Linked DNA regions of Mus musculus: region 2 is linked to region 1. A link is a loop called in an ENCODE intact Hi-C map of the cell type or tissue named here. Cell type or tissue: left cerebral cortex. All regions are shown on one strand. Links, peaks and the distances in the headings refer to the core of each region. The heading gives the core; the rest is flanking DNA. Region 1 overlaps Rnf144b (ring finger protein 144B). Region 2 has its middle 5.4 kb from the start of A930002C04Rik.

Region 1 (10,579 bases), core at 1,771-9,770:
AAGGAATTTTTTTTTTTGAGATTCCCTGAGCCCAACTTGTCCTTCCTAACCTCCCTGTCCTTCTTCTCCCCTCCCTGTTTCTCTGACCTCTGCTCACTTCCTCCTCCCCTTTGTTTTTGTTGGTTTCATGGGCCTTGGACTCAATCATTGTGAGCGCTAGTCGAGCACCTTGCTGCCGAGTCACAGCCCATCCCCGTTGCTACTTCAGACACCATGAAACCTCTGTGTGTCGTCATAGCTTTCAGACATATTTTTGTCTGAAATGTTTTTGGGACATTTTTGTGCTCTAGAGGAAATTATCTCTATTGTGTAAATAGCTGTCTAAGTGTTTGCTTTATACCGTTGTAACAAATGGTCACAAACGTTCTGGCTTAAAACAGCAGAGAATTAGTGTCTATGTCGTACCTTAGCAGCCTGATGTGATATATATATATAACTGGATCATGATCCTGACAGGGCTGGAGTGCTGCTGTCTGAAGATGCTGGATGAGAATCCATGTCTTTGCTCCTCTGTCTCCTAGAGATGGGGTTGCTTGCGTAGCTAGGCTCATCACGTCTCTCTGATCTCCTCGTGGTCCTCATTCCCGCTGACCACAGGCAGGATGCATTTCCTCTCGATAAAGAACCATGAAATGAGATGGGAGCCATTGCAACCACCAAGGGTAACCTCCCCCACGTCCAGGTCCTTCACATAGTGACATATGCAGACAGTTACTGGAGACTCCGCCACGTGTGTCTCCAAGGGGGCATTCTGCCTATTGCGATCAGAAAGGCTGTTCTGGTGGCTGGCGTGACAGGGAAGCCCTGCTGCCTTGCCACTTACTACTAGATCCTGACGCCTGTCTGTTGCTTAGTCTCCTTCTCCACCCAAGAGTGTGTCTTCCCAAATTCTGCCAAAGTGAACAGTGATCTCAGCTGTGGGACGGTGGGTAACAAGGGTGTCCTCCAGTCTCAGTCTTTTAAAGTTTGAGGTGGCACAAGCTGTTTACGGATACCCCTGTCTGAAGCTATAATGTGTGTTCATATTGGTGTAAGACCTCAGTCACGCTCGTCTTCGGTAGGGTTTCTATTGCTGTGATGGAACACCACAGACATTCGGAGAGGGAGGAAAGGGTTTATTCAGCTTACTCTCCCACATCATCAGGCGAAGTCAGGGCAGGAATTCACGAGAGACAGGGATCTGGAGCCAGGAGCTGATGCAGAAGCCATGGCAGGGCGCTGCTTACTGACTGGCTTGCTCCTCATGGCTTGCTCAGCCTGCTTTCTTATAGAATGCAGGACTGCCACCCCAACGGTGGCACCATCAAGGGCCGGTCCTTCCCATGATCAATCACTAATTAAGGAAGTACCCGCACAGGCTTACCTACTGCCAGATTCTGTATAGGCATATTCTCAGATGAGGGCATTGGCTTGTGGGGCAGTGTCACCTCGGGCTTTTCCACCTGCACCCCAGTTCCTAAATAAACACCCCAGGGGCTTATTTATGTATGAATAAAGTAAGCTTGGGCTGGCAGCTTACCAACCCATTTATTCTATTCTATGTCTGCCACACGGCTAGTTACCACTCCTCAGTGTCATACATCAGACTTCCTCAGAGTCCAGGGCAAATCTTCCTGCGCCTGACTAACTAACTCCCAGAGTTCCTATCTCTTCACTGGAAACCCCACCTTCTGCTTCCCACCTTTTGCTAGCAGGCCATCAATTTTTTGTTGACAGGTGATGCTTCCACACAGCACACAAGGGAGTCTCTCTACAGGGCCGTGTTCTATGCCACATGGTATTGATGTGTTTGTAGGAAGGTTGAGAACCTGGGACAGAGAAAGGGGGATTGTTTTTCTAAAGCCCAAGCCTGAGACAGCCCCAAACGGAGACTGAGTGTGCTGGGCATTGTGTTTGCGCCTGGCTTCATGTTCAGCCATGCAGTGTCAGAGGCCAAGATGGAGCCTCAGGGACTTGTCACCTTCAGTTGTCTTCTCTCTTCCGTGTGATCTCAACTTCTCTTGTACGCCTTTGCCATTTCGTTCTGTCTGTCGTGTGCTGTTTCCAGGTGGAGCCGGTCTCTTCTCAAGCTGACCAGTCGTCCTCTCCCTGATTACTCTCCCTCTTCTTCACAAGCCAAGCTTCCATTGAACCCAGTTGCCTCTCGCTGTTGATATCCGCCTTCCTCCAGTTAGCACTGGGCACTCAAGTGACCATGCGGCCATATCCTGACCGTATACTTCCCAATATCCCAAGATTTTGATATCTTGGCCAGCTGCCATTTCTCCTAGCTCCTCTGACCTCACCTTTCTGGCTGTCCCTCAGTGTCTTTTCCAGACTCCTTGTCTGTTCGTGTCTTCCCTGAACAAATCTGCTCCTCAGTCCACTTTTCTTCTACACAAGCTTATTCAGTTCTGTGATACTCGCCCCACCCCCATTTTATGTAAACTGATATTCAGGCCCCTCCTTCGAAGACCAGGTATAAGTAATGATCTGCCTCTGGGTGTGTTGTTTGGATGTCAAGTTCAGCACGTCCATCTTTACCCACAAGTCCATCTCTGGGTTATTTCTTTTCTTTCTCCTCAGTAGTTTTCCTATAATTCCTGTTCCTGCTTCCTCATTTAGTGTATTACTCTCTTTCTACCTCGTGACTGGCTTCCCCTGTCAGTCGCTGGCATTGGTCACACCAGGCTTGCTCCTGACTTATGGTTCTCCCATTCCATTGCACACCTCTGCCGGAGCTCACCGTCCCTTACCTGCCTGAGATGGTGGAGCAGGTCATTCCTTGTTCTTTTGCCCCTGTCAGGATTCCTAGAGGAAGTCACTGATAGCATCAGGCGAACTGCACACTTGATGCTCACCTCTCCACCCTACATTGTGTGATGACTGAAACTCCTCTCTTTGTTTTTCAGAATGACATATTCCTCAGGCACTATGACAAAGGGCCATGCAGGAATAAGCTCGGCCACTCGAGGGCATCGGTAATGTGGAACCGAACACAGGTAGGCTCCACCTTAAGGGAACGTGAGATTCATTGGACTTGGGATGGCTTTCCTTGCTTTCCCATGCCCTCCTGGGAGGTTCTGGGAGGAGGAGGAGGAGAGAGAGAACAATGGAGCTGTGGCCTGAAGTTAAGTCAAGAGCACAATTGTTGAGGGACAGAGGCACCAGAGAGCAGAACGTTAGGGTGACCAGCCAAAGAACATACCCCTGTTCTTTGCTCTTGCAAAACATGGGAGGAGTTTCCTACAAGCAGTTAGAGCATATTAAGCATCAAAGCAGAGTCTCCAATGCTGTGGGCTCCTGCAGGGCCTCAGATCCCTCAGTACATGCCATTGTGTGTTTATGTGGCAGGTTCAAAGAGAATCGTGGTTTGTTTTTTAATAGTGTTTTGTGTTTATCAAAGGCTACGCTTCCTTTGAAGAAACCAATGCTCACATCCTAACGATGATCATTATTAATGCCCCTGTGAGACTGTTGAGGAAGCCCCAATAGAGAACGAGCCAACAGCCACAGCTCAGAGTTTAGAGTTTATGGTTCAGCTTGTGTTAACATTTGGTTTGCTCTCACCCTCGATGTAGTCCTTTGTAGTTTGTGTCCAGCGATGTCATTGCTAAAATTGCCTGAGACAGTATCCTAGCCATTCACCTAACAGATTATCATAGCCTGGGTGACTGAAACAGCTGAGATGATTCATCCTTGTCCTGGCTGCTGGCAGTCTGAGGACCAGGTATCAGCGTGGGCAGGGTCTGCGAATGGGTCCTTGTGTTGGTTGCTTGTCTCAGGACTTAGAGAAGCAGGGGCATAATTTGGCTCATGGTTTGAAGGGATACAGTCTGTCCTGACCGCGAGGGCATGGCAGAGTTCATGGTGGTAGGAACTTGAGGTCGGGACTCCTCATGTCTCAGCAGAACAGGAGTCAGGGAGAGAGGATAGGATAGCATTGGTCTGCCTTTCTTCTTTTTAAAATTTTGTTATTCAGTCAGTCCAATGCCCAGCTTATGGAACATCATCACGAGTCTTCCCTCCCCAGTTAGCCCTGCCTGGAAATGTCCCCCTCCACGCAGAGGTGTGCCTCTTAGATGACTCTGAATCCAGAACAGTTGGCCGTGAAGGTTACACTCACAGCATTCTTCCCAGTTCATAGATGACAGCTTTCTCACCGTGTTCTCCCATGCTAGAAAGCTAAGAATGGAGGCAAGCTCTTGGGCTCCCAAGTGTCACCAGGGTCTCACAGTGTCACCCAGGGCTCCCCACTCCAAGTGCCATCGCACTGAGTATTAGGGTTTCGACAGGCATGGCAGGGTGGGCACAGCATCCAGACTGTAGAGGCTGTTGTTACACTTGGGGGAATGTATACATCTCAGATGACATACCTGCTGACATAGGGTTTTCTCTTCAATTTCCAGGTAGTGGGGATCCTTGTGGGATTAGGTGTCATTGCCTTGGTGACCTCACCCTTGCTGCTCCTGGCCTCTCCCTGTATAATCTGCTGTGTCTGCAAGTCCTGTCGCGGCAAGAAGAAAAAGCATGATCCATCCACAACCTAAAGTCACCTGCGCAGACATCCGGGTCACATGAGACAGCACATTGGTAAAAGCCCCACTTAGCAGCCTTGCCTCCTTCTCCTTGCCAAACTTTGGAAGTGCCTCTGCCCAGACTTTGAACCTACCTGAAAGCATTCGGTGTTGGAAAAGGCCACGCACCGGGGCATGAGTGTGCCTGTGTATCAAGAAGCAGCCCCACAGTCCGGACTGTGTCTGTGGAGCAGGTTGGGAACTTTGCTTTAGCCTGGGAGACTCTAAAACATCACCATCTTACCCTCCAAAGGATCCCACCAGGCTGCTCATCTTCCATCCAAACCAAGGAGCCTGGGTGAATACTCACTGTAGTCATGGCGGTATTGCCGCACTTGGCAGCATTGCAAACTGAGCAAACGTCTGTGTTGGTTCCACTGCCACAAGACACATGGCAGAGGCCCAGAGCCGGAGGGAAGGATGATACTGCATAATAACACGTTCTGTGAGCAGTGGAGCCGCTGCTTATCTCAGGAGCTGACACACTGACTGGCATGCCTATGCTGGCTACCGCGTGTGCACTTCTTAGCGTTTCCACAGTGACTTGGCAGAAACATAGCAGCTCTCTCCCCGTGTGATCTCATCTCCAGGCAGGAGAAACTGCCGTTCAGAGGGAGTTGTCCCTTCCCAGGAAGAGGTTGTAACTTGTAAGGCAACATGGCCTCATTCAGTGTCTGTTGTTTGGCAGATGTTATTCTTCTAAGGTGAACCAGTGTTCACCGCTCACAGTCAGCCAGCAGCTGTGGTCTCTAAAAAGCGTTTTCTACGGGATGAAAGGGGAAAGCTCCAAAGCTTTCCTTGTAGACAGCAGGGTCCTTTCTTGGGCTCTGTGGTCATATTCCCAACAGATCAGGAGTTGGACCAGACAGTGTGCATCAACAGTAGACACTGTAGTCCATTCACACATATAGAGCCCATGTGACTCCAGCTGGGCACATGTGTAGATATTTAATGGATAACACAAAATAAGATTATTTTAAAAGACCTTTTCCCTTTCTAGGACTAAAATGATATATTTATCAGCATAAGAGGGGTTTTTTTTTGGGGGGGGTTGGTTTTATTTACTTAGTACACATGTGAATTTTTGTTATAAAGTTCCTAACTTACTCAAGAGGGTAGACTCAAAAGTCTTTTACAACAACCCCTAGTGCGGTTTTATGCCTCTGTAAAGTGATATTCAGGTTATTTACATACTTTCAGACACAATGTAGAGCAGCTCTTCACTCAGCCTAATTTAGTCTTGGTCTCCCAGGAGCTGTCCAGACAATCTGAGTACTTTCTGTGCTCTCAAGAATTTCGTGTGACAACAAGCAATCGGATGGAAACAGTTCAGGTGTCTTCAGTTGCTGGGATTTGTGTCACCTCAGTGTGATACATCCTGCCTGTTATACAATTAATCAGCAAATAGGTTTTGAAAAGATGAGCATATTTTTCCTCTAGCAGTATACAGTTGCCATTAGCAAAGCAGCCCGGTGCTTCATAAGAACTGTGTGTGTTCCACGTTAACAGAGACCTCTCCTGGAAGCCGGGGAGAGTATTCAGGGCCTGTTCTGTTTCCCCCGGTAACTAGGTGACTAGATTGTTAAACTGCTGCTATTTTAGATCTGTTATCAAAGACCTGTTATCATCAGCCTTGCCTCTGCAGTGCAATGTATCCCTAAGTGGAGATGTCTATATGCAAGGGATCACATGTGCGGTGGAATGTATCCTAAGTGGGCATGTATGTATTCAGGGGATCACATGTGCGGTGGAATGTATCCTAAGTGGGCATGTATATATTCAGGGGATCACATGTGTACATTAGCATCTGATGTCTGTACAGAACATTCCCTGGCCACGTGCTTTTTTTAGTCACAGTTTGTATAAAACATAGAACTCTAGAAAACTTCTGAATGGCAACCAGCCCAAATCCTTTCAATCATTTATTAGAAAATCTTCCATATAAAGTGGCTCCGTCTTCTGGTGAATGTCTTCAGTTACAGCAGGAAAAACAAACCTCTCTTTTGAAAGGGTATTTCATATTAGTCTGAATATAAATGACATCTGAGTGGCGGACCTGCACACATAGTCACCTTCCTCCCTTGAGGCGAGGGGCATTTGTCACAGCTCAGGGGATTACAGGAGCTCAACTGAAATTGGATTTCTCTGCACGGATGTCAACAGTGACACCAAGCACCACCCTCAGTAAATTTTCCAGGCCTGCCTGGTTCTAAGTGGGGCCGATTTCATGTAACCTGAAATGCTGTTATCTCCGAAGTAGAAGCTGCTGTGAGTGGATTTAGAGTAAAGACGGAGGCAAATGCCTGGGCGATTTCCCCGGCGAAACTGAGGGAAATCGCCTTCTCAGAGATTTTTTATAAAAGCATTTGTTTTGAATTTATTTTTCAGCTTGGGGCGGCGGGTGGGGGGGGGGGTTGTTTGTCAAACTGATTTTACATAACTGGATTTTTTTTTTAATGTTGCAAAGTGCCTGAATAATGGTGTCTTTTTCATCATATAGCAAAATGTGTGTGAGAGAGTGTGTCAGAATCTACTTTGGTAGATGGAACCCAAGTGTCTGTAGCTCTGGCTCATCGCAGGGCGCAATACCAGCCCAACTGACTTTGTTTACAAAGATACAAGGTGGCAACTGTGCCGGGAAAGGCCGGTGTCCTGGTGTCCTCGTTTTGGGTAATTAGCCCCTGACGGCTTTACTTACCTGTCCCTCAGCTTCCTCCTCCTGCTTCAGGAAGGGTTCCTATAGCAAGCGTTTGGCTGTGACAAAGCCCACCAGGTTCACACCTGGGTGTAACAACCCACCTTCCAGAAATCTCACTGGATGCAAAGGTACAGCTTCCAGAGCCTGCCGCTGGGGTTCTCCTCTTAGAACAAGTTAGAGAAGAGAGGAAGAAAGCCATTATGAAAGCAAATGTTAGATAGCGTCTTAGCCACCCTGTTTGTTCACAGTGTGGGTATTTGTTCTGGACTTGAAATCTGTACTTTGAAAGTGGCCTTTGGAAAGCAAATAAGTCGGCTTGGATTTTCTTGTTGTCTGCAGCACAAAATAATCTTCCCCGTCCAAGTGGAAAATTCTCATTGATTTTTTTTTTTTTTTGGATGTACAAAACTGTTTCTTGGAACGCCAAATTTCCTCTTTGAAATGACTCAATAACTAAGTGTGTGCTGCTTTCGCCTCCTGCGCCCACTGCTCCTGAACAACCTATCTCTCTGTCGGTGAAGAGATGCCTTTGTGGATGTGAACATCTGGCTGTGAGACCACAGGAATGCCTTAGAGGAATGGCACTTTGTAAAGCTGTCTGAATTGATATCTACAGGCTATCACACCTCCTGTTGGTTCACGATCCAGGAAGTTTTGTTGTGTGCTTACTTAAATTTACTGTCGCATTATATAGATTTCCAAGTCTTTGGGAAGAAAATTAACTGTTTTAGTCTCTTTAGCCCCAATAAATGTGAGCAGGAAACCAAACGTGTTAGCCTTTGTTCTGTACAGAGTTCGGTTTTAGTCTCTAAGAAACAACTAAATCACTCTGAAACCCCAGGCTCGGGATTTACGAATACAACCCAAATTTACGTGTTGGTAGTGATTCTTGGTATCACGTTTCTTGAAGAAACAGAAGTGCAATGCTGAGTGCAGACTTCATCCTTCTGTGTGGGGTGGTCCACGTCAGCACCACACAGGGGTTGACCATCACCCAGAGGCACGATCAGCAGTGACATATCTTTGGCCATTCTAAACAACCACCCCACAAAACACAGCTTTGTGTCAAAGGAGAGCTCAGGAGAAACGAGGCATAGACTGAGCACTAAGATCAGTCCTAACCTTCATAAAATCTCTTAGAAGGCTACGTTTGCTTGTTATGAGTTTTAAAGAAACGAATTCCAGGAGAGCAGTATCTTCTGACCATCACCTTGCCATTAGTATTCAAGGCAGGACTCCCCTGTGGCCGAGGGCCAGAACTTGGGCAACAGCTGGGTCTTGTGTCTCTGCGGGTCTGAAGGCTCGCTTTCTTGTACTGGTGTTGCCTTTTTGCTAAGTGTTATATTCCCCTTACAGTAACACCCTGACATTTGCAATCAACTGACTATTTAAAATTCATTTTGTAATTCAGTTTGGGGTGTGGGGGGAGCAGAGAGACCATGTAAAACATTTGGGGTTATAGTTTCTTAATTTTTTAAATCATCTCCTAGAATGTCAGCATTATTGAATTTCCAAAGTGTGCTTGCTGTTTGCTAAGCTTCCATTTGCATTTCCAAAGAAACACTGAATGAACTGTTTCACCCAGCACCAAGTTTAATCAGTGCCCTAACCAGCAAATGTGCTGCAATGTAAATTATGCACCCAGTGAATCTACAGAAGAATTACAATTAGGTTTTTCTGCAATTCGGTTATCTTCTCTTGCTAGATAGTAAATCCATTTTATCGTTAGGTCCAACTCTAGATTATGAGAAAGAAATGGTGTTCCTTATAATCATTATAACTTTGAGGAATTATAATTTTTCTTATTTTTACATAAAGGAAAGAACTTTGAGAACCTTCCCATGAGATGATCCATATTCCATTTCTAGAACAAGCAGTGGGACTCAAGGCTCAGACATTGAATGGCAACCAGAAAAAGAACACAAGCTCTCCTGAAAGGATTCCAGTGCACTCTCCAGGCCCGACTGCCAAATCTATGAGTCTAAGAGGAGACGCACACTCTTAATTATCTGTTTCAATGGAGGCATAGGTTTTATCTATGTACTTATATAGGTGCATATGTATATATGTATATATATATATATATATATATGTGCTTACATATGTACTTTATATATTACTCATGTACATGACCTTGTTATTTCTGTACTAAAGTCTCTGGCCTTCTCCAGATGAGCCTCAGGGATAAGGGGATGAGGGGTGGGCTTGATCTCACAGATACCATCAACTCTGGGAATGTTGTCACACATGGAATTTTTGACTATAACTGCAAATATATATATCCAGCCCACCCCTCATCCCGTCATTAGAACCAATCCCCAACAGTGGTTCTCAATTTTCTCAATTGATCCTCAGTTTTGCTCTTGTCCCCCAGGCTGTAACCAGGTTTATTGCAATAGAATTCTGCACATTGCTTATCAATTTTAGTACCTTAACATCGAGCCAAAACATTCACAGCCATGCACCGGCAGAAGCAAAAACTATTATTCCTCATCCCCTCTGTGCATGGCAGCTTGTCTCTCCTGAGTTGACAACAGCCAGAGTTGATAAGCTGTGCTCACTAAGGTCTGTGAGCAGTCACAGACTGTTTCACATTCATCCTGAGCAAACATTAGAGTGACTTAAATTCAAACACAGTACATCGGGAAGAAACATCTTCCCCCAAAAGTCACAAATTAAAACATAGCATTTCATGGAATTTACTACCAAATGCTATGAAAACCACCTTCACCCAAGCGCACTCTCTCTTCTCTCTCTCTCTCTCTCTCTCTCTCCACCTGGTGAGCCAACTGATGGCTTTGGGCATGGTGGTGGCTCTCTTGTGTGGATAGCACACAGATGAGTTTCGTCAAACAAACCCACCGGATAGTCTTCCTAGCCTCCCGAAGCACACCAGCAGCTTCACTCTGGCTGTCTGGGCGATCTCTCTCACTGACCTCTGGAAAGGCAGCTTTGGGATGAGCTCGTTCTGATTAGTCTCTTAACAGTCATGGCTGCAGGCCTGTCATGGTGAAATTCTTTGTTTCTCCTTGAAACTTCTCCTTCCCTTCTGCCCTGTTTTCCCACCATTATCTTAAGGGCAGTCTGGTTGGTTCCAGCTATTCCTTCCACCCAAAGGAACAAGAACAATGCTTCCCCAAGAACCGCAAAACTGCTCTGTGCCCCCCACTTTGTAGTTGTATAATTTTTTATTTGTATAATTAAAGTCAGACCAGGCACTTGATGAAGAAGCTAAGTCCATCTTCTAGCTCTGTGTTGGCTGGCATGATTCAAGGCTATGTATCTTCTTTTAGTGATTGGAGTGCATGGGGGGGGGGGTGGCTGA
Region 2 (10,579 bases), core at 623-8,622, 92 kb before region 1:
CCACCTCCACAGTCTATAGTTAGCGCGCTCGCGCTCACACCCACGAAAGGATGAATGAGCGAGCAAATGAGAAGATAACACTTACGCCCCTCCCCCTCCTCCTCTCTTTGCAGAATGGTGTAGCTTACTCATTTATTCAAAGTAGTATTGCTTATAGAATAACTTCTGATTACAAAGCAGCCTCTCTGAGCCAACAAGCAAGATATAAGCACCCAAGGAAGAAAACGAAGACCAGTGAAACTCAACAGCCCAGAGAAAATCAGAACTAAGGTCACTTCACTGATTACAGATTGTAAAAATTGTTCATAGCCATTGGGGTCCTATACGGTCATTTAATAAGTGTTTCTATTACGTATTTAAATCAGGTTAGGTATTAGTGTGCTCAGTCATCAGTTCCTTTTCTAATGGTCTATTTGGCTTTTATCTATGTGACTGTATTTGTGCGCGCACACAAGTGTGCAGGTGCCCAGGGAGGGAGGCCAGGAGAGGGCATTGGATCCCCTGGAACTGGAGTCATGAGTGGTTCTGAGCCATCTGGTGGGAATGCTTAGTCCTCTGTGAGAGCAAGTGTTCTTAACCTCCAAGCCATTTTCCCAGCCTCCACATCTTCCGTTTCCTTAAGGCTTAAGACGTACCCAGCTGTTATCTGCAGTGGCTCTTTGGTGCAGTACCTCCCTAGAACAGCTTACTTCTGTTCTGTAGCTCCTGTCATCCCTTCCTTCTATCCCTTCCTCCTTGCTGAACTGTTTCAGTGAATAGGAAAAATATGTAACTATACAAGGTCTATACCAAAAATAAACGCGCGATTACACCCAGATTACAGTACACTAGCCCTTTCCTAGCTGACGCTTTTCTATTTTGCGGCACACGGGTATCAATACCAACCCAATCACCTTCATTCTGCTTCCATAGAGTTGTTTTGTTGTTGTTGTTGTTGTTTCGAGACAGGGTTTCTCTGTGTAGCTCTGGCTGTCCTGGAACTCACTCTGTAGACCAGGCTGGCCTCAAACTCAGAAATCTGCCTGCCTCTGCCTCCCGAGTTCTGGGATTAAAGGCGTGCGCCACCATGCCCGGCCCACAGAGTTTTATAGTGCGAGGATGGACCGGTTCATTATTCATAGAGCTCACTGGAAAGTTTTGAAAGCTGCCTCTTCATTTTAAAAAGCAATTGAGAGCAATTATTTGTCTTTTCCAAACCTAAAGCAAGTGGCTTGTCCCTCAGAAGGCCTTTGGGTACAGCGGAGTCTGGATGCCTCTAGAAGTTTTACATCCTCTTGGATCTGTGCTGTTCTTCCCCCGACCTTGTGTTAGGCTGAGCCTCCCGGTCACAGGCCCACGCTTACCTGGTACAAATACGTAACTGTCAACCTGGTCTTTGACCGCCAGCGCTGTCCCGGGAATGTTTATCAATTTTGTGTGTGGAGGGAGGGGGAGGGCTGTGAGGTTGGCGAGTGAAAACTAGGTGAGAAATCCCTCATTAGATTGTTAACATACCCTGTGATACCTAGAGGAAAGTACAGGCCTCCCAGCTGCTCTTAGAGCCAACTGCTCACCCACCTGACTTTGAGGTGGGGCGTGCAGTTGCAGACGGGGCTGTGGACGGTCAAGGGATGGCAGCATATTTCTGAAACAGACAAGCAAGTATAGTGTGTGTATCTTGATAGGTTTTTTTTCACTCCCATATACATGTATATTTATGAACACGTCCCTGTTCCTGCCAGCCAACAACAGCAATGATGTAATAAAAATCCTTATATTTTCTCTGACTTAAAAAGACAAACATTTGGGCGGGGTGAGGGAGCTTTTCACGTCCTTTAAATGCTGGTGCGCACAGCGGACCTGTGTTTCCAGCTGTTCCTCTGCACCTTGAGCCAATCACTAAACAGCCATGCTGCACGATGAACACCTTTGCCCAGATATCCTTGTGATAGTTTAATAGGGCCAAGTTCCTGGGTTTTCTCAGAAACGGTTCCAACCTGAAGCTTAAATTGTCTTTAAGTCTTTATGTTGTACTGGTGACAGAATTAATGGTTTGTGTTCTAGGAATTTAATCCTGACACTGGAGAGAGGCAGCGGCGTAGAGAGCCCTCATATCCCTATGGTCATACAAGCACATAATTAAATAAGATAAACTTGACAATAAGATAAGTTGAACTGCTAAAGTGCAGTAAGATCTATAACACCATCAAGTGTTTCATCTTAAATAGACTCAACCTCCAAAAAACATCACCAGGCTTCGTGAGTTTGAGGAGAGGCCGCAGGTCATTGCTGGAGTTAATTGATCTTCAGATGAAGTTTGGGTGACGTACGCAGGACACTGGAAGCGGCCAACTGCTTATGTACATTTCTTCCGCTTCCACCGCAAGCACATTCGCATCTGTTCCCCCTTTTTTATGTGAACACAAAGCCTTGAAATCAGAAACTGGCAAAGTCATTGCCAGAGACCCATCCGTGGGCCTGAGCGTTGCGTAAGCGCGCTCCACTCCGCAGCTGCAGACTATCAGCCGCAGACTCTGAGGACAGGGTTCTCAAAATAGGGACTCATTTTTGATGTGAATGGCCATTGCTTTCTCAGCACATCTGTGGTTCTGAGCTTGCACTTGGTTACTGATGTCACTTTGTCCTGCCTCCCTGCCTGTGGCTGTGGGTCTGGGGTGGGGGTGGGGGTGGGGCAAGCCATTTCATATGCAACTTTGCTGAATCAGAAATTCAGACCTTGGTATCTTAACCAGGATATACTCCCGTGTTTGAGCTCATTGCTATGGAAAAGATCTATTGCAGATCCCATCAATGAGGTCCCTGGAGGCACTGAGAAGGACTGGGTTTTTTGGTGTGTGTGTGTGGTTGGGGTGGTATATGAGATTTATTAGAGCTGTTAGGTCCATAGCCATCAGACAGATACCAGCATGGAAGGGGCTGAAGGTTCCTGATAGGTTTCACACGAAGCGGAGGTTTATTCTAGGCTGAGACCCAACCTTGTCTTTAGCACGTGAGCCTTTTGGTGAGCCTGATCTAGCAGGTGTGTAGACATGTTTCCCTATTCTCCCACAAAGCACCCTTAGCCTCTACCTGTGGACATCGCATGGCTCTACACTTTGATTTCCCATGGATGCTGTGAACGTCCAGCGGTGCCTCGGAGGTTCTATGTGTCTTGTAGGGCTGAGCGCAGACCATCATGGCACACCTTTGTTGATGAATGTGAAGGATGGAGGGCAGCAGGCGGAGGGTATTGCTCTCCACACCACCAGAGCTGCCCTTGCACTTGGTACAGTCCTTGGAATCCCTTGTGTGTGGATTCTCCTCCCTCCCTCCCTCCCTCCCTCCCTCCCTCCCTCCCTCCCTCCCTCCCTCCCTTCCTTGTAAGCAAGTGGCTTGATGTTCTTGGAAACATTACGTCCACTGAGTGTGGAGGGTTGGGGGAAGTGGAACCAGTCATCGTCCCCTTTCAGGTTTATTCACATGCTGCAACGACCTCTGCTTACTGCATGTGTGCCGCACACAACACGAGACAAATCCAAGATGGAAAGAAAATACAAAGGAGAAGGCTAGTAAATGAATCCAGGCTTGTTTTATTGCGTCTCTTAGTATCAGTTTTCCATTAAAGTAAACAGACAGACATATAGATCCGGGGAAACAGTAAGCCAGACAGGAAGATAGAACACTGGGCCTAATTGAGGGCAACCAGACCATACTCAAGGATGGCAAGAAGTTTTTGCATAGGAACACTAGAGGGCGCTGTAGACTATAATTAAGAATCCTGCTCGCCATTTACACAGCGAGGTGCCTACTGACAGTGCCTGGTGGCTATTGCCCATCTCAGAAGTTGTTTACAGAAGCTTAAATCCAAATCAAGTAGTTTTGCTATATCTAGCACACAAACAGATTGGAAACAATGTGTCCGCTTCCTTTTACCTGTCCTGCTGGGGGAAAGTTGTAAGCTCGCTGTTGTTTAGCTCTGTTTAATAGTCAGCAGCGCCTAAAGTTGGATAAACTCAGGGCTGTGGTCTGTCTTCATTAACTGAGGTTTTGTTGTTTGTTGTATGCAGAGGTGCAATACAAGTTGAACTAGCAATTAGCATGTTGGTACTGCCCTGAGCGCAGAAGGGACCCATTTTTCTCATTGTAAATGAGAACTCTGGCTGCCTTGTTATGGAAGTTAATTCATCCTGGTGAAGTCCCGTGGCCCTGTGGGTGTGGCGCTTCTGAGACCTGGGCAAATCTTAAGCCTTCCTGGGGCTGTTTCTTTGTAAAGTGGTAAGAGAATATGAAATTTTCTCCTGGCCAGAGATTCTGTGCAGTTGACTCTCAGCAGGTGCCACACCTTGAATTTATCTTTGGCTCAAATCAAAGAGTCTGTGGAACATGGGCCTGGTGTTATTACACCGGAAGTAAACAACTCTTTGTGGATGGCTTGAAATTTTTTCATATAGACACTGCCTCACAACCTCGGAGCAGGTTCCTTAGAAGGGAGCTCTAAGTCAATCCAGATCTGGAATTAAGTCTCTCCAGGCTTTCCTGACAGTACCAGAACATCCGTGGCAAACATTCCATAATAGATTTTAAACCCCGGCTGCCCTCCTATAATTGAGGCCAGACTTCCGTGGTCTGGTGTTTGGTAGATTCTTGTTGCTATACAGTTTCTAATCCCCAAAGAATGCATTGGTGGTCTTGACTGGTTCAACTTCTGAAATAAACATTGTGTTGAAAATGTGGCCTTTACATGGGAGGGAAAAAAAAAGGAAATTGCTAGCAAACAATCACCTCTTTTGAAAAGTAAGTATGGCAGTCAGTGGCGGTTGATGACGTTTTATATCTCCCATCTTAAATATTGCAATTTCTCTTATATATAGGACCTAGACTTAATATTACATTGCATTATGTATGGAGTGAAGTAGGTGTCATGAAGAAGATATCTTAAGTGGGGAGGGAGATTAGCATGATGGAAAAAATGTAGTAAAAAGCAGAAGTGGGGGAGGGGCGTGCAGCAGTGGAGGATGAAGGAGACCAACAGGTAATGACACTTTATGTACAAAGATGTCATAAAAAACACATTCACTTTGTGTGTTAACCCAGACTGTTAATGGAAGGCCTCCTCCCGTCTTATGTAGACATAAAGAAGAGGTTTACATTGCTAATTCTGTGAAAATTTCAATAACCCGTTGCAGGTCTGTGTGTGTGTGAATGAGATGTGTGATGTATGAGTGTGTGAGGTGTGGGTGGGTAAGTGTCCCATCGAGTGTTAGAAGCCAGAGGACAATTTTGTGACTTTCTCTCTTTCCAAGTTTATGTGAGTGTCAGGGACTGAACCCAGGTCTCCAGGCTTACAAACCACAAGCACCTTTACCCCCGGAGCCATCCGGCCAGCTGAGCCACTTCCTCTACCTCGTGGGACAGAAGGGCCACGTGTATTGCTACATGTGATCACCGCTTCCCAGCAAGCTGATGGGGCGTCAGGAAAGCAGCCCTCCAATCCAAACCTGTGCCCCCATTTATTCTCCGTAATGCCCTCCAGTGCAGAGCTGTGGAGATTGGTATAATTTAGCAAGGAGAGAACACGGGTGGAGGCGCAAAGAGACACTGTCTGCTATCCGCACCTTAATGCGAATTCGAGCACTCGGATTTTCCAGCCCTAGGAAGCAGGAATCATGGAGTAGAAACAGGATGGGCTGGAGATAAACACCTCAGTGGCAGAATGCTTGCCCAGCCTGGGGGACGGCTAGGTTACAGTACAAAGGGTCCGAGGAGGAGAGGCAGGACCCAGGAAGATGCTTGGGACCACGTACACAGCGGACTAGAATAGATGTCACACGAGCCTCGGCACCTAAGAAAAGGAAGGACGAAGGAGCCAGCTTTGTTCTGGCTAGTCTTGCATGCAGGACCAGGTCGGGGACCACCCAGAAGCTGTCCCTAACCCACCTGGAGGTTTGAAGGGAGTGGTGCCAGCCAGGTTTGGTACATCTTCTCCTCTCTGCAGACCTAGAAGTTTCCAAGAACTGAGCACCCGCAAAACACACCGACTCTGTACAGTTTATGTTCTGTTCAGCTGTGACTTGCTCCTGCTAGGACTCCCGGTGGCTGCGGGGTGGGTCTCACAGTCATTCATTCACCTTTCACAGGCAACGGGCCTCATCTGAATGTAGTTCTTCTCCAGCTCTTGAGCAGCAGGCCAGTGGATGAGAAAGCAAGCATTGACCAGATTCTGTGGAGTCAGGACACAGGAAGCAGGTTTCTAGGTCCAAGTTGTTGACCTAATTCCGGATTATGTGTTCAGCCTAGCTGACCTAATTCTGCATTGTTTTCATTGAATGAGTTGATTGTGTTTTATAAAATCTTTTTCTGGTAAGTGAATTACCTTCACTGCTTTCATTTTTTCCATGTCCCAACTTCCAGTCCTTCACCACACTGTACACACACTTAACAATTTACCCTTTAAACCCAGTTTCATTCTTCCAGCCCAGCAGGCTAAGTCTGTCTGTGTACTGGGGAAAAGCAGCACCGCTGTTAGCTTAGAAACGCCCTGGTCTTAAGCATCGTTTACAGGGACTGGGTTACTGTGTGGTGTCAGGGTTTAAGGAGCTATGCTGTTGCTGTCACAGTTCCGTGTTCAGTGTCTCTCAGAATCTGTGCTTTAATTGACTTCCTTAAGTAATGAGATGGTATCTCCAGGCCAAAAGCAAAGGTTGCCTTGTTTATCTCTCATTACTAAGGAACTGTGGGTGTGATTGTGTGTGTAACTTACACAAAATGTAAATAATCACATTTAGATTTTTTTTTTTTTTTTGAGACAGGGATTCATTCTGTGGTCCTAGCTCTCCTGGAACTCACTGTGTTGACCAGGCTGGCCTTGAACTCACAGAGATCCACTTGTCTCTGCCTCCCGGATGCTCCAGCATGTCCCGCTCATTTAGAAGTTAAGGAACGGTTAGTCCTTGCTCCCAGTGATGTTTCTTTTACAAAAGGAGACACAAAGAGTATTCTGTAAGAAGTGTGATTTTAGAAAATGCTCAAATATAGCATTTTTATTTCCTTTTCCTTTGAATTTGTTTATTTTTATTTTATATGTATGGGATTTTTGCCTGCATGTATGTCTGCGTGAGGTTCTTGGAGTTACAGAATTTATTTTTGTAGATGAGTACTATATTTGCATGTATGCCTGCATGACAGAAGAGGGCATCAGATCCTGTTGTAGATGCTTGCGAACCAATAACTCAGGACATCTGGACTAGTAGCCAGTGTTCATAACCACTGAGCCATCTCTCCAGCCCCCTGTTCTGGACTTTTAAACAACTACTTAACCAGTGTTTCCTCTCCCCCCACAAAGTACAATTTGATATAATTCTCTTAAATAGCAAGAAAATTGTGCCATGCTCAGAGATAGATGCCAGACACTCAGGCTCCTTAAAACTGCTACATAGTTCCCCGTGATAAAGGAAAATGGACTTGTTTACAGTTTATCTCAACTAGGGAAGAATAGGTCTAGTTTCTGCCTTCTCGTGCCTGTGGCCACCTTACAGCTCACAGGAGGCCGTGGAGCGAAGGACAGAACCCTTTCTTTGGGAGACTTAGCACCAGGTGTTTGTTTGTTTACTTATTTAAAGTTAAGTGCTGGCAGAGGAAAATGGGATCTCAAAGAGCCCTCTGTTGTAATTTTTTTTTAAAGACAGGGTCTCACCTAGGCTAGGCTTACCTTGAACTTGTTATGAAGCCAAGCATGACCTTGAACTCCTAATCCTACAGCCTCTGACTCTTATATTCTGAAATTTCGGGCCTGAGCTGCCACACTTAGCTTTTCTTGCTCGTCTTATTTGTTGACGTTATTTGTTTATTTGTGGTGCATGTCTGTGCATTGTCGCACATGTGTGTGGGTTAGAGGGGACTTGAAGGAGTCAGTTTTCCTTCTCTGATGGGGGGTCCTGGGGATTGAATTTAGGTAAGCAGGTTTGATAGAAAGTTTCCTTACCTGCTGAGCCATCTCATTGGCCCTGATTTTTGTTTTAAAGACAGACTCCCCCTATGCATCCCTGACTGGCTTAGAACTTGCTAGCCTTGAGTTTGTAGCATCCTGATCTATTGCCTCTGGGTCACTCTATCCCTTTGCTGGGTGGAAAGGGCAAGCCTTGTGGGGCTTTTCCTCAGAGGTCAGTTCAAGATCTGTCATCCTGCAGTACTGGTAAACACGCTGGTTTTTCGAAAGGTTGGTAGCCTAGTAGCAAGAGGGAGGGTGGAGTCAATGCTTTGGGGTCAAAGCTGTTCTAAGAGCCTTTCCAGATGGCAGTCAGCGGCTCAGGAGCTGTTATTGACGGTGGGGAGAAATTAGGTGACCGCTGTGGGGTTTGTCTTTCTTTCTTTCTTTCTTTCTTTCTTTCTTTCTTTCTTTCTTTCTTTCTTTCTTTCTCTCTCTCTCTCTCTCTCTCTCTCTCTCTCTCTCTCTCTCTCTCTCTCTTTCTTTTTTTTTTGTGAGGAGTGGAGAGAAATCAGGCAGGGCAAGGGTGTGGGGCTGCTCATCTCGGACCTCAGCATTTCAGCCTTTGTTTGCATTTGGTCCCTTTCCTTTCCCCACTTTCTTTCCTATATTTGTTTTATACAAATGCATTTTGTTAATGCGCCAATCCTTGGATGCCCTCCGAGCTTTGGAAAGGCATTTTGTTTGGGTCCAGTCCATTGGGTGCATTTAACTCTGCTGCGCGTCCATCGGAAGATCCGGGAGCCGAGCGCTGGAGTGTATTTAATTATCCCCCACTCCTTTTGAGCCTTCCAGCTGTAGAGTTTATCTTCCTTTGGCCATGGAGCCTGGGAAGCTGGGACTCCCCAAACCGCATGAAGCTATAACAGAGACTCAAGTCTCGCATCTTTCCACTTCCCCATCTGTGCCCAGCCATTGATTTAGGATTTTGCAAAAGCTTGCTGATGGTGGGGTGGTCTGCCTTAAACAGGACATATAGCACAGCTGAGACCAAAGTAACTACATCAACATAAAGACTTGTTAAATAAACAAACAAGAGCCAGGTGAGGTATTGCCGTAATCCCAGCACTTGGAAGGTAAAAACAGTAGAATCAGGAGTTTCAGATCAGCCTGAGCTAGAGAGTATGTTTGAAGCTAGCCTGGGTTACATGAGACCCAATTTAAAAAAAGAGAGAAAGAAAGAAAGAGAGAGAGAGAGAGAGAGGGAGAGAGAGAGAGAGAGAGAAGAAAGGAAGAAAGAAAGAAAGGGAGAAAGAAAGAAAGAGAGAGAAAGAGAGAAAGAAAGAAAAGAAACCCCACAAAACTAAATAAAAATAAATGAAGTAAAATAAAGAAGATAAGTAGACCAATAAGATCCTAGTTTACATTGGTGATTTATGATAAAAAAAAAAACCCACAAAAACTTGGGTTAGTTAAGACTTGAACTATTAGCATCATCAGCTAAGTCTAGCCAGGTGACTTTGTTCTACCTAAGAGTTGGTTTTTGTTTTTTTGGTCTGTAACATCCCAGCACTCCTGAGGTGGAGACAATCAGGAGGCCAGCCTGGTCTACAGAGAGAGTTCAGGACTGCCAAGGCTACACAGAGAAACCCTGTCTCAAAAACCAAGCAAACAATAGCGGCCAAATAACAGTGGTACTATAAATGGGCAAACAGAATTTACATTTTGCTTTTTTGGTGTAATTGTTTGAGACAGCATCTCCTGTGGTCCAGACAGGCCCTCAAGTTGACTATGTAGCTGAGGATGGCCTTGAAGTCCTTCTGCCTCTTTCCGATGCATGCTGGGATTACGGCTGAGGATGGCTTTGAAGTCCTTCTGCCTCTTTCCGATGCATGCTGGGATTGCGGCTGAGGATGGCCTTGGAGTCCTTCTGCCTCTTTCTGATGCATGCTGGGATTGCGGCTGAGGATGGCCTTGGAGTCCTTCTGCCTCTTTCTGATGCATGCTGGGATTGCGAGGTGTGCACTGCCAAGCCTGGTTCTATGAACGGTTCCATATAGCAGCCGCGCGCGCGCACGTGTTATTTTGATTGCACCTTGAGTGAGGTTTCTCTGCAGGGTTTGTCGCTCTCGAGAGCGGCGAGGGGCGTCATTCAGACTTGTGCTTTCATCTGCTGTGGCTCTTCGTTCTCCTGTTATCGAGTCTTGTGTTCGTCTTAGTCTGGAATTTACTCCACGCTCTTTAGCGGTCGTGGCCCACCAAAGGTGGGATGGTAGGGGTGATTGCCCCGAGGAGGCACAATAAGTGACACATTGACTATATAATGTGGAAGCAATAATAAACCCAGCTGAGGTCAGGGTGCTTATCAGTCTCAGCAGCCCTCGCAGGCCAAACTCTCTTCCCTGAAGAAGACTTTCACTGGCTTCAGCTTCAAACAATCGCTACGGTCGCTGTTGAGTTTTAGTGGCGCATGCTCACTCTACAAAATACATTTGGATCACTCGTCCTTTAACAAGTGTTATTTCTCTGCAGAAATTAATTCAGAGTGCTCCTTTAAGTTTTTCTTTCCTTTTAATATAAGTTGAATTTGTTTTGTGGTCTGGAAGTTGAACCCAGGGCTTCGTACTTACTCAGCAAACTCTACCATGGAGCTGAAGCCCCTGTTTAAAGGTTATT

The links. Hi-C counts contacts between places; a loop is a spot of excess contacts. Peaks named below come from ENCODE experiments on the same cell type or tissue, not always from the same donor. Only the 100,000 strongest peaks of a DNase experiment are listed, where the experiment ranks them.
Region 2: a loop joins it to region 1, with 2.3 times the contacts of the local background. A loop is called at or near these places in 2 of 42 quality-filtered maps.

The regions. Positions count from the first base shown.
Region 1 is chr13:47,239,973-47,250,551 of GRCm38, forward strand. Rnf144b (ring finger protein 144B) reads left to right here. Exons shown (of 8, transcript NM_001170643.1): 7 at 2,892-2,981; 8 at 4,389-8,019. The coding sequence ends at 4,529. Among named protein-coding and RNA genes, the nearest start is that of Gm52039, 7.7 kb to the left of the region's middle. In left cerebral cortex, for the core only: no CTCF peak of the experiment used is centred there; DNase peaks (open chromatin) are centred at 4,970 and 8,526; H3K27ac peaks cover 2,200 bases.
Region 2 is chr13:47,148,806-47,159,384 of GRCm38, forward strand. It overlaps a transcript of Rnf144b not described here. Among named protein-coding and RNA genes, the nearest start is that of A930002C04Rik, 5.4 kb to the left of the region's middle. In left cerebral cortex, for the core only: a CTCF peak has its summit at 3,731 (motif pointing right); DNase peaks (open chromatin) are centred at 2,491, 3,749 and 6,161.